Regions from separate parts of the Mus musculus genome. Here region 1 is linked to region 2. A link is a contact called in ENCODE Hi-C or POLR2A ChIA-PET data. All regions are on one chromosome and are shown on one strand. The core of a region is the stretch at or near the end of the contact, and the rest is flanking DNA. Distances in the headings are between cores, read along the strand shown. Region 1 overlaps Gm41530 (a long non-coding RNA gene). Region 2 has its middle 44 kb from the start of Rnu6.

What was found. A loop is a pair of places that touch in the nucleus more often than their neighbours do. ChIA-PET counts read pairs that join two places held with the same protein, here RNA polymerase II (POLR2A).
Region 1: a map of T-helper 17 cell shows a loop between it and region 2 (5-fold over the local background). The contact joins two enhancer-like sites. A Hi-C loop is called at or near these places in 2 of 37 maps with a recorded cell type or tissue (T-helper 17 cell and regulatory T cell). POLR2A ChIA-PET finds 5 or more read pairs at or near these places in 1 of 5 experiments (embryonic stem cell).

Annotation. Positions count from the first base shown.
Region 1 is chr17:13,657,480-13,663,151 of GRCm38, forward strand. Gm41530 (a long non-coding RNA gene) reads left to right here. Exons shown (of 2, transcript XR_876607.3): 1 at 1-1,657. Among named protein-coding and RNA genes, the nearest start is that of Gm41530, 4.5 kb to the left of the region's middle. Within about 2 kb of position 1,797, at least 1 of the 3 ENCODE cell types and tissues checked has a DNase peak (open chromatin) inside an H3K27ac peak, as active enhancers do.
Region 2 is chr17:13,473,010-13,478,346 of GRCm38, forward strand. No RefSeq gene overlaps it. Among named protein-coding and RNA genes, the nearest start is that of Rnu6, 44 kb to the left of the region's middle. Within about 2 kb of position 1,949, at least 2 of the 3 ENCODE cell types and tissues checked have a DNase peak (open chromatin) inside an H3K27ac peak, as active enhancers do.

The sequences.
Region 1 (5,672 bases), core at 547-3,046, 180 kb after region 2:
CTTTTGAGGCAGCTCTGTATGGGACCAAGTTGGTTTTTTTTTTTAATTTGTAAAATCATACAAATATATAATTATAACTATATACTAAATAACGCAATAGTAGAATGATTTGATACAGTTTAGCAGAAGAGAAATGGAAAATGTTCAAGTTACAAGGACCCTACCCCTAGGAAAAATTCTTCTTTAAACATCAGTCTTTGTAAGCAGGTCAATGGGACCAGTGTGCTCGGGGATTAGTTGTGGCTAAGTCCTGCTGAACTAAGGGCCAAAGCGGAAACAAAGACTGTCCAGCTTTCATGATGCTATCTCATACACGCCACGCTGCAGTGGTACCTCACACGCTCAGGACATGCCACACACCCTAGTGCTGACACACACACTCCACCATGGTAGAGGGCCTCCACCTATTCACTGCACAAGACTGGCTTCTGGCAGCCATATTGCCAGGTTCATGGATCCACTGGGCATCTGGGTCTCTAATTTTAAATGAGAGCTGCAGCTCTGAGATGTGTCAGTGTGACCTCGCCTCTGCAGCTCAGGCCCTCTTAGCTTCACCTCCTCCAACTCAAATCAGTATGCACTTCAAGCATTATCTCAGCAGGGAGGAGGGAGCCATCATGGGTCTGATAGGCGGGCAGCTGTTTCCCTCTTCCCGGCTCCCTGCTTCTCAGCCAGCCGCTTCTGTCTTCTCTCTGCAGCCTGGAGGGAGACAGTTCCAGCTCTGGCTGTCACCCAGACCCTTACTGTCCTTGAGGACACTGGTGGATGTGACTGAGCTAGAAAGCCTCTCTGCATGTGTGCAGGGAAAGGGGGGCGGGGGGGGGGGGGAATCCTTTCATTCCAAAAATCAACACAATAAACAAAGAAAGCCATGCTGGGAGGAAAAAAGGCAGGTTCACCAAAAGTGGTGAGACAGTGGTCCTCTGCCCAGCCCCATTCAGAAATGGCAGAGCCCTGTTTCTGCAGGGGAGGGGCATGTGGGCACAGAAACCTTCAGGGAAGTGGAACATGGTTCCTGAGAACTCAGTGGGCCCAGAGCACAACTAGTGCTGTGACAAGGTCTGTTGGGCTAGATGCCTGGCTAACAGTGCAGAGCACCCTGGATGGGTCTGAAGGCAGAGATGATGTCTGGAAGGCCCAGTTTCCTCTGTGGTAGGTGTTCAGTTATGGACCACTGTGTTTGTTACAGAAGGCAGGGAAGTGAGCCTAGGTGGCCTGACTCTGGCAGGAAATGGAGCTCTCAGCCAGAAGTCTCACTGTGCACCTCCACATGCTGTTTGTTTCAACTTGATCCAATTGTTCAGCATGAGAAAACATCCCGTAGGGTGTGTTGGGGGGGGGGGTAGTGGAATCCTGCAGGATATTGTTCTCTGAGTCCCACCCGTTGAGCAGCAACAATGGTATACTGTCCTTTTTTCTGCTGAACATTGCTATCAGGTTTCAGTTTGGTCCTTTTGTTTTCTAGGGTAGAGTTAAAAACAACCCTGGTGCGCACACACCGTGGCACAAATCAGAAGCAACACAGCACCTTTCATCCGTCGCCCAATGTCGTGATTCCACGATATCATGAAAACCTCACGTTTGTCCTTGCTCCTGACCTACAGCTCCTGAGGGCCCTAGAATCTCCCAAGTGGAGGTTGGATCTTTTTGCGTACAGGTGGGACGGCTGTGACTGGAGTTGCTCTACAGGATGCGGCAGAGTTACATGGGTGGGACAACGAAGCTGAGAAGAGGGATTATGGCTTGTTTCCTCTAGGGAAGGCTCTAAGGCCGCCCCATAAGTATAAGGTCAGTGAGTTTCAGGCAGCGGGAGGGCAGTGGGTGTGGCAGCTCCACCCCTTCCGGAAGCTCCACCCCTTCCTCCTCTACAGCCTTGTGTGCTTCTAGTACCCTCTTTAACCATCTGAAAAAGCATGTGTCTTGCTGAGTCCCCTGAGCTGCTCCAGGAAATGAACAGACCCTGAATGAAGAGGTGGTGAGGCCCTGGATTACAGCTAACTAATCTGTACGGGTCACAGCTGGGAACCGCCATCGCCTCCTGAACTGGCAATGGTCTTGGAGCCTGCACCCTCGACCTGCAGCATCTGATGCTGCCTCTAGGAAGTCAGGGTTAAAACTGAATTAACAGATACCAGCTGAACTGGTGTCTGAGGGAGACCCCGGTCACGGGTGTGAGACTTTGTTTTCTCCTGTCTGCCTGCCTGCCCCCAGAGCTTACTCAGGAAGGCATTCCCCTTCACTATGTGTTGTGCTCTGGCATTTAGGAACACCCCTCAGAGGATAATGCTCCCCAACTCCTCTTCTGGGTGTCTTGGGCACTTGAAAGCACAACCACTTCCATGATGCTTTGCCATGTCTAGACAGCGATCACTAGAGACAGCTGAGAAAATAAAGATGGCCAGGACATATTTTTGCAAAGTTTGAGGTAGTGTTGGGATATTAAAATCCCATTCCATCTGCATATCTATACAAGCAGAGTTTTGTTCAGCCTGACAAACAGAGGAAGCACCAAGGCATGCCACCGTAGCAGGGTCCTGCAGACATGACAGGGCGTGAAGTAATGAAAGTCACAGCAGAACAATTCCCCGTGACTCCTCTGAAATGAGTTCCCAGAAACAGAAAGTAGATGGTGGGGGCCAGGCTTGGAGGTGGGTGGAGTCAGGGAAGGGGAAGCCTTTGTTTTGTGGGTACAGTCTCACTTTGGGGAACTAGAAAATCCCTGAAGATGGGCAGTTGGTGATAGTGGTTGCCTGGTGAGAATGCTTCCCGCACAGGACTGCATATTTCAAACACTACATGATAGTATTTTATCACACTATCCACACTCCCATCCTCTGTCTGACCAGCATGAGCTCTGCCTTACCACCAAGATTTATCGCTTCACAGTGGATAAGGGAAGGTGGCAAGACATAGCCAACCTTCCTGAAACCCCAGGCCATCAGAGGTGACCATCTACAGAATCTGTCCATGTTCCAGGCAGCTCCATCTGCAAGCCACTAGCCTCAGGAGTCATACCTTCTGTATGAAGTGGCCCTTCCTTCCACTCATTGTCCCAGTAACCTCTGGGATTCCTTGAAGTAGCCACAGATCCTGCATCCAGGGACACCACCCTGTCGCCATGGCAGTATTCTTGTGGCACTTGGTTTCTGATGGTAGCAGAGGTGTGTTGTAAAAGATTCTGGATCTTGGGCTGGAGAAATGGCTCAGTGGTTAAGAACACTGACCGCTCTTCCAGAGGTTCTGAGTTCAAGTCCCAGCAACTGCATGGTGGCTCACAACCATTTATAATAGGATCAGATGCTCAATTCTGGTATGTCTGAAGACAGCTACAATGTACTCACATGAATGAATAAATAAATAAATAAATTTGGACCTTATCACCATAACAGATTTGAGGAGACAGAGAGATTTGCTTTGATTTAAATAATACCCAGCATGCACATGAATGGAAATCTCTCATGGGACTCATTGATGTGTAGGGTAGAAGGGAGGGACACAGGAAGAAGTAATGCCATCTGGCTTCTTTCATAGCATCTTGTCCCTTCCCATGAGCCTCTTTGAGTCTATACTCAAGGGTTTGATTGACATTAGGACTCAGTTTATCCATTGGGCACTTAGGAGTCCACGAGGGTTGGAGTAGAGTGCCTGTTTACTTTGAAGGCAATTTTTCCCTCAGCTTCGCTGGTTAGCAGCGCCTGCTCACATGTGCTGTCACCTTTGCTCGCTTTGTCCACAATGAGCCACCTCTGACCTCACGCCCCAAGATGTGCCAGGCAACAGCAGATAACATTTTCTTTCACTGAGTTTCTGGGTCAAGCAAGCTTTGTGGCTTCAAAGTCAATAAGGAAAGGTGATAAGACGAAGCCAACCTGCAGCAGCTGGGTCTGGCGAGGCCCATTTATCTCGCATGTTCCTGGACTTTTTTTTGCTACTTCAGAGCCTCAGCTGTTCCCAGAACATTGCACGTCGGTCAGTCCAGCCATAACTGCCTCTCTCTCGGTTTCTTACATCCCACTGAGAGGCCTGGCTCAGGGAAGGACTCAGCCAGTCTGAGTTCCTCTCTCATTAGCAGTGGTGCCTCATGTTGGCAGGACCACAACAGTGGGGAACATGTGGAAGAGATAAACACTGGCCTTCAAGAGCTCCCTAGCCGTAGACAGGAACACAGACACACTAGTAACAGCAATGGAGACCACAGCTCGGGGACCCTGGGATATGACGAGGGACACATATTGATGGCAGTCTTCCCCAAGAGCTGACTCAAACCCAGCAGAACCTAGATAAGTCCAGTTCAAGCAGAGCCCCACCCACCCGCTCCCAAGCTCCCACGGAATGGGTGAAAGGACCACAGGCCTGTCTAAGCAAAGCAGACTGCTTTCCTGGGGTGTGTCTTCCAAAAGCGGCTTGTTTTTAAGAGAGTATGTCTAAAGTAATGTGTTGGTGATAGTAAGATGACAGAGACGGCCTGGAAGAGTGGGGGCTGGGATGTATCAAGAACAGGCTCATACCTGAGCAGGAAAGATCAGTGACCCCACATCCCAAGGCTCCTAGGAGAGCCACAGACTATTTCCCGGGCAGAGGACCCTGATCCTGATGCCTCTGTAGCTGAGGTGGGACAGGAAGATCTGCAGAGAACTTCCTTCTCTATGAAGCCAGTGCCCTGATAGATAACAAGGATTGGGTAAGGAAGAGGCAGGATGAGGAGGAGGCACTGGGAATTGTCATTCTCCAAGCCTATTCTCTCTCACCGTGCCAAAGGACCAGCTCTTCAATAGGCCAGGAGGAAGCAGAGACATCTGCAGACCCCCAGGCCAATCTGGTCCTGTGTCTCTTTGGCTGCATGTCTTACAGGGATCCATCGGAGCTATGAGCTCTCTTCACTGGGATGTGTGGGAGCAGGAAGCTGGCCTAAGAGTGTTATCCATCCGTGCACAAAGTGCACCCTGCTGTTCTCAGCCTTCCTCTGCATGATCGGATTTTGGTTTATGTGACTATGGCCTCTCATTCAGACTTCCAGGAGCATGGAGTTAACCCTGAGCCAAAGGCTAAGGAGGCTGGCCTTGAACCTATCTCTTTGAGAGGATAACATGGTCACTTGCCCTCAGTGACCTGTGTGCTTGCTAGACCTGGATTTTTTTTCACCCTGAGCTTCTTTTGCCTGGGGACAATGTAAGTCTAGATACCTCCCTAGCTTGAGCCCAACGGATCCATTAGGACAGGCCTCCACTCCTCCAATCCCAGAGAGCACCCTTTCTGACAGAGAGTGACTCAAGTATTCCTGTATCATGGGAGAGGTTCACAAAGCTTTACATAGAGGCCATCATGACAAGGCCCCCCAGGATTTGCCTAAAATGCAAATCCCTGTCTGCTTCTTTTCCTGTGTGCTGCTAGCCTATCCCACTCTAAAGGACCAAACAGCATTGCTCAGAGCCCCTGGGCTCTTGGCTCCAGCTCACTGCTTCTGTGGCTTCTTGTGAGAAATGTGTGTGCAAGTGATGCTGGGCAGCCCAGAGGCCGAGAGAGTTCTGTTAGCTTGGTAAACTCTAGAGGATGTCCTCATGGCTGAGGTCACAGCAGCTCTCTTCAGCTGATCAGGACACCTACAGGTTAGGTAACCACCCTCCATCCCCTGGAGAATGTCAGCGCTCAGGGTCCTGGGATGGAGTTTACCC
Region 2 (5,337 bases), core at 699-3,198:
AATGCATCATTGAGAAAACAGAATAAGACAAAACACAATAAAAGGCCAAGCAGATAAACAGGACAGAAAGACTGGCTGCTCAAACAAGAACTCTGTGGCCACGCTAGCAGCTGGACAGTGTCCAGAGGAGACCATCCCTGAGGCACACTGTTCTCCCTGCTCCTTAGAGGCAGGGCAAGAGATTAAACAGCAACAGATAAAATTAATTATAAAGAAACAGTTTATGTAACCGGATATATCAGAACATGGCCATTTTGATACGTTAGGAATGGCAGGCCACAGTTACATTTAATTCTGAAGCTTTATAAATCTAGCATGAACCTCATTTACACTCTGCTTCAGTTCATCAGCTTCAACTGGTAGTCCCCCACACGGCTGCCTCAATGAATGGCTCAGCGTTGGTGTCAAGGGCCTACCTAGGTTGGCTTGGTATAAAGTGTTTTGTACCCACGGTCAGTGTCAGCAGGTAAGAGGGCACCTGTCCTCCTATGGGCATGCTCAGAACACTCTACCTACTTGAGTTTGGCAGTACCCAAGACAGAGCCTATTTCCCCAAACTCTGCCTGGACCTGAAAACTAGATTTTGCACTATTTGCTATTAATGAAGCTAGTTATAGGTCATATTTATATTCCTGGATCAACTCCCAATGTCTAATAATGGGGAGAAAGAGATAACTAAGAGACGAAGGGTCAGGAAACCCACTGTTCACTGGCACGTCAGTAGTCTGCTGCAGGGCTCAAGCTACCACTTTGGCCAAGTGACTGGGGGTGACTGCTCCCCATTTTGAGTTTGTTTTCTGGCCCTTCCTCATTGACTTTGGTCAACTGAATAGGGTGGAGGTGAGGGGTGGCCGTGACATTGGGTCTTAGGGACACTTGTAGTTCCACTCATGGCTTGCAAACTTTGTATCCAGTCCGGCTTGACAGCTTTTACCTGGGGCTAAGACCAGGGGGTTTTGGACTCCACAGCAGCCTGGCAACTTTCTCTCAAAAAAAATTAAAATGAACTGATTTCCATCAATATTAGGACAAAGCAACTGCAGTAACCGCTGATAGTACTACAGACCCAGGGAACAAGGTCACACCCTTGCAGCCTCAGGCAGCCCCCCCCCCCCCAATCCAGAGTCACAGTACATGCTCATGATCTGATGCCAGCAAGTCTCTGGTGGCTTCTCTGAAGCGCAGTTTCAGCCATATACTTAGAAAGCACAACCATGTGGAGATTGAAGAGGCCAACTCTGACTGAGAGAGAAATCCCCTAAGACAAGGGAAGACAGTCTTCACAGAGAATGGAGGACATCTATGGGAGACACACATTTATGCAAGCAGGACCATTCCCTCTCCCTAGGCAGGAGACAAAAGAAGCTGTTGGGTCCCCTGATAAGGGAAGAAGCTCGCAGAGGTAGGAGATTCGAGCCCACATGGAAGTCCCAGTTGCCACACTAAATTTAGAAGCAGTGATTATAGAGACTTCGAGGGAAAGAATAGGAATGTGAGAATTTCACACTCAGTCAAACTATTGTTGGACTTGAGCGGAGAAGAAAACTGTCTGACCACCCACACACAGAGTGATTATTCAGTAAAGCATATCGCCCACCCAAAAGTAAAACACTCAGAGATGGAGAGTCCAGCTCCAAATTCCAGTCTTTTCCTAACTCTTCCCTTAAAAAAAAAAGTTCCAAGTCAAATTAGTCTCCCACGATGGTTATAAACAGGGTGTATTGGTCCAGTGAGTCTGGGAACACGCACGTTTCCTTAGCAGTGACTAACATGATGGCACACCCATTTCCCCCAGTGCCTGCCAACTATTCACCCCCCCCCCCAGTTCTCTCCTAGGCTCCCCGTCTCAGTAGAGGACCTCCCACTGCCACCAAGCCAGAGGAGAGGAAAGTCATGAAGGTTGACTGGCTGCTGCTGGTCCTGAGTCAGAGCTCTGTGTCACCCTGCGTCGCACGCAGATGTCTGATAGGATGGATATGATGCAGAACATCCTGGGTATTTTGGAGCCACGCCCACACGTGCCTACTGGGGCACTGCCCATGGAAGAAGGAACCACAAGTAGCTACTAACCAAGCTCCAGGGTATCCCTGCTGTCCCCGGTCCTGGGAATGAGGCAGTGTCCACTCTCGGTCTGATTGCTGTGTGTTAGCAGCTGTCTGTGAGTCCCAGAAATAAATATGTAATATTGAGCTGCCAGTCTAGACTTAAAGATCCAAATAAGCTCAATTCAGAAGCATGAGAGATGAATGGAAGCCTGGGCATGGCCACTTACTACTTATAGATAGAAGTGCTCACTAACAGCTCCAAAGCTCATGAATAAACTCCAGTGAGAGGGCTGGAGAGATGGCTCAGTGGTTATGGGCACTGGCTGTTCTTCCCAAGGTCCTAAGTTCAATTCCCAGCAACCACAGGGTGGCTCACAATCATCTATAAAGTATCTGGTGCCTCCTTCTGGCATGCAGAAGTACATACAGATAGAATACTCACATAAAATAAATAACTATTCAAAACAAAACAAAAAACCACCAACGAGAAAGAAAAGAGATAAAGCCACAGCTTCATCAAGCTCCCTTCTCATCTCTGCCAGAGAGAAAAGAAGCCAGGAAAGAGGACTCTGGAAACTCCACAAGCCAACCTGACCTAGTGGACATTAGCAGCCTGCTAAGTCCATGGTACAGACTGCAATGATTTCCAGATGCTCATGGAACATGGATCAAAACAGGCCATACTTTGGACTTTAAATCAAGTCTACACAGTGACCAGAACCAAGATCACACACAGGGTGCTTCCTCCAACTGGAGGCATACCCACCCTGTGGTAGAGCAATTCCCTAGAATGCACAAAGCCATGGATTAGATCTTGACACCAAACGCACACATGGGAACTAAATTTGCAATCTGTAATGGAACTCTGAATAACCTCCAATTACTTGGAAACTAAATGACACTCCTTTCTGTTGCTAGACTGTGAAAGTCAAGTCCCAAGTGTGTTAGGTCCGATGGCTACACCGTGAAGCACCTGGAGGTCTGGGCAGACAGGGCAGAAGGACCCTTTCTCTCAAGCCAGAGGCCCATAACTCTGTCACTGGGCAGAAATCTGGGTGCTGGCAAGGCTGCACACCTGGAGGCATTAGGGGAGAATCTATGTGCCCCCTCAAGTTCTGGTGTGCCTAGACACCCTGGCACTGATCGTCTCGTATTCCCCATCTCCTTCGTGCCCACACGGAGCTCTTCTTGCTGCCTGTCGTGATCATGCAATGCCAATAAACACACCGGTATGTTTTCCACAGTGTCTGATTTACTGGACAACAGTACATTCACAGAGCTTAGCAGTTTCTTTTTTCTTTTTTTTAATGAATAGACAAAAATGCATTTATTCTCTAAATAATAATACATATATGTAAGAATACAAATATTATAGTGGGTTGTTTGCCTAGTGCCCTAAGTAATAATAATAGCTATTATTATTATTACTATGTAGATTTTTCTTTTTAAAAATTTATTTTATTTTTAGCTTATTTTTTACACTCCATATTCCATTCCCCGCTACCCCATCCACCCTCTGACTGCTCCACATCCCACACCTCCTCCTCACCCCACCCTGTCTCCACGTGGGTGCTCCCACCACCGACCCCATCTGACCTCTTAACTCCCAAAGTGGGAGCTCAAGTGGAGGTCCCAAGGCCTGACACGATTACTAAGGCTAAGGAGCACTCACAAAAAGGGAGCTATCATGACTGCCCTCCGAAAGACCCAACAAGCAGCTGAAAGAGTCAGATGCAGATATTTGCACCCAACCAATGGACAGAAGCATCTGACCCCTGTTGTTGAATTAGGGAAGGCTAAAAGAAGCTGAGGAGAAGGTCGATCCTGTAGGAGGACCAGGGGTCTCAATTAATCTGGACCCCCGAGATCTCTCATACACTGGACCACCAATCAGACAGCATACACCAGCTGATATGAGGCCCCCAACACATATACAGTAGAGGACTGCTGGGTCTGTGTTCATTCAGAGATGATGCACCTAACCCTCAAGAGACTGGAGGCCCCAGGGAGTTTAGAGTTTAATAGCTTCAATGGTAGCATCTTGTCATGTAATTCTACGTACCTTGTAATCTGGCTGAAGCAAGTGTGTGTGTGTGTGTGTGTGTGTGTGTGTGTAATTTCAATGTCAATCACTAGTATTGACTCCAGTATCACACAGCACACAGTAAAGAACTGGGGACTCTGAGCTGTCATCCACCACTGCTAAAGCCAGTTAGCAATCTTACTCCAAACAGCCTTGAGTGTGCTTTGACCTTAGCCTGGGGGAACTGTGAGGCCGTGTACTGCTCTTGCCCTCCTTTCTGCAGCTTCTCACACTGTCTGAGAAGAAAAGCAATCATACAGTGGTTAGTGGAGCTCATTCTAGACCTGCAACTAGGGTCTGACCCATGAACACCAACTAAGAAAAGTCACTGTAACGATACAAGGAAGAGAGAGTTTGGTTGTCCCAGCAGAGGCTGTGAAACACATGTATGACTGTGACTAAGCGAATAACCAGAGCAGAGAGACACGTGATGTGACAAAACACAGACAGAACAAGATCACCTAATGCAACATCACACCAAAGACACTTGCAAGTCTAAACAAGGGAGGTTGCATCATAACCACTGTGTGTGACCGTGCATGGTCCAGAGAACCCAACCTATAAAAGAGACAGCACACACTATGGGCTGGGCACGTAGCTCTGCTATGGCCCTTGCCTGGCACATACTGGGCGCTGGTATCATCTCAAGAGCCCCGGAGAAGCAGACAGACTTCAGGCAGAAGAGAATCCATCTATCTTTGCCAATAATATTGACAGAAAATTCTAAGACCTTACCCCCTAGAAAATCTATTAGAGCTACTGAATCATTTCACAGCGTTGTAGGTTCAGTGGCTGCAACAACAAACAGCCATCAGGATGCTGCACCCCAGCAATGCAAAGCTTGAAAAATAAAGAAAAGAGTGTAGAGACAAGCACTGCTCTGATGAAGTCCAGAACTAAATAAACACGGTGGACTGGGCTGGTTTTGTGTCAACTTGACACAGCTGGAGTTATCACAGAGAAAGGAGCTTCAGTTGAGGAAATGCCTCCACGAGATTCAGCTCTAAGGCATTTTCTCAATTAGTGATCAAGGGGGAAAGGCCCCTTGTGGGTGGTGCCATCTCTGGGCTGGTAGTCTTGGGTTCTATAAGAGAGCAGGTTGAGCAAGCCAGTGGAAGCAAGCCATGTGGGAGCATCCCTCCATGGCCTCTGCATCAGCTCCTGCTTTCTGACCTGCTTGAGTTCCAGTCCTGACTTCCTTGGTGATGA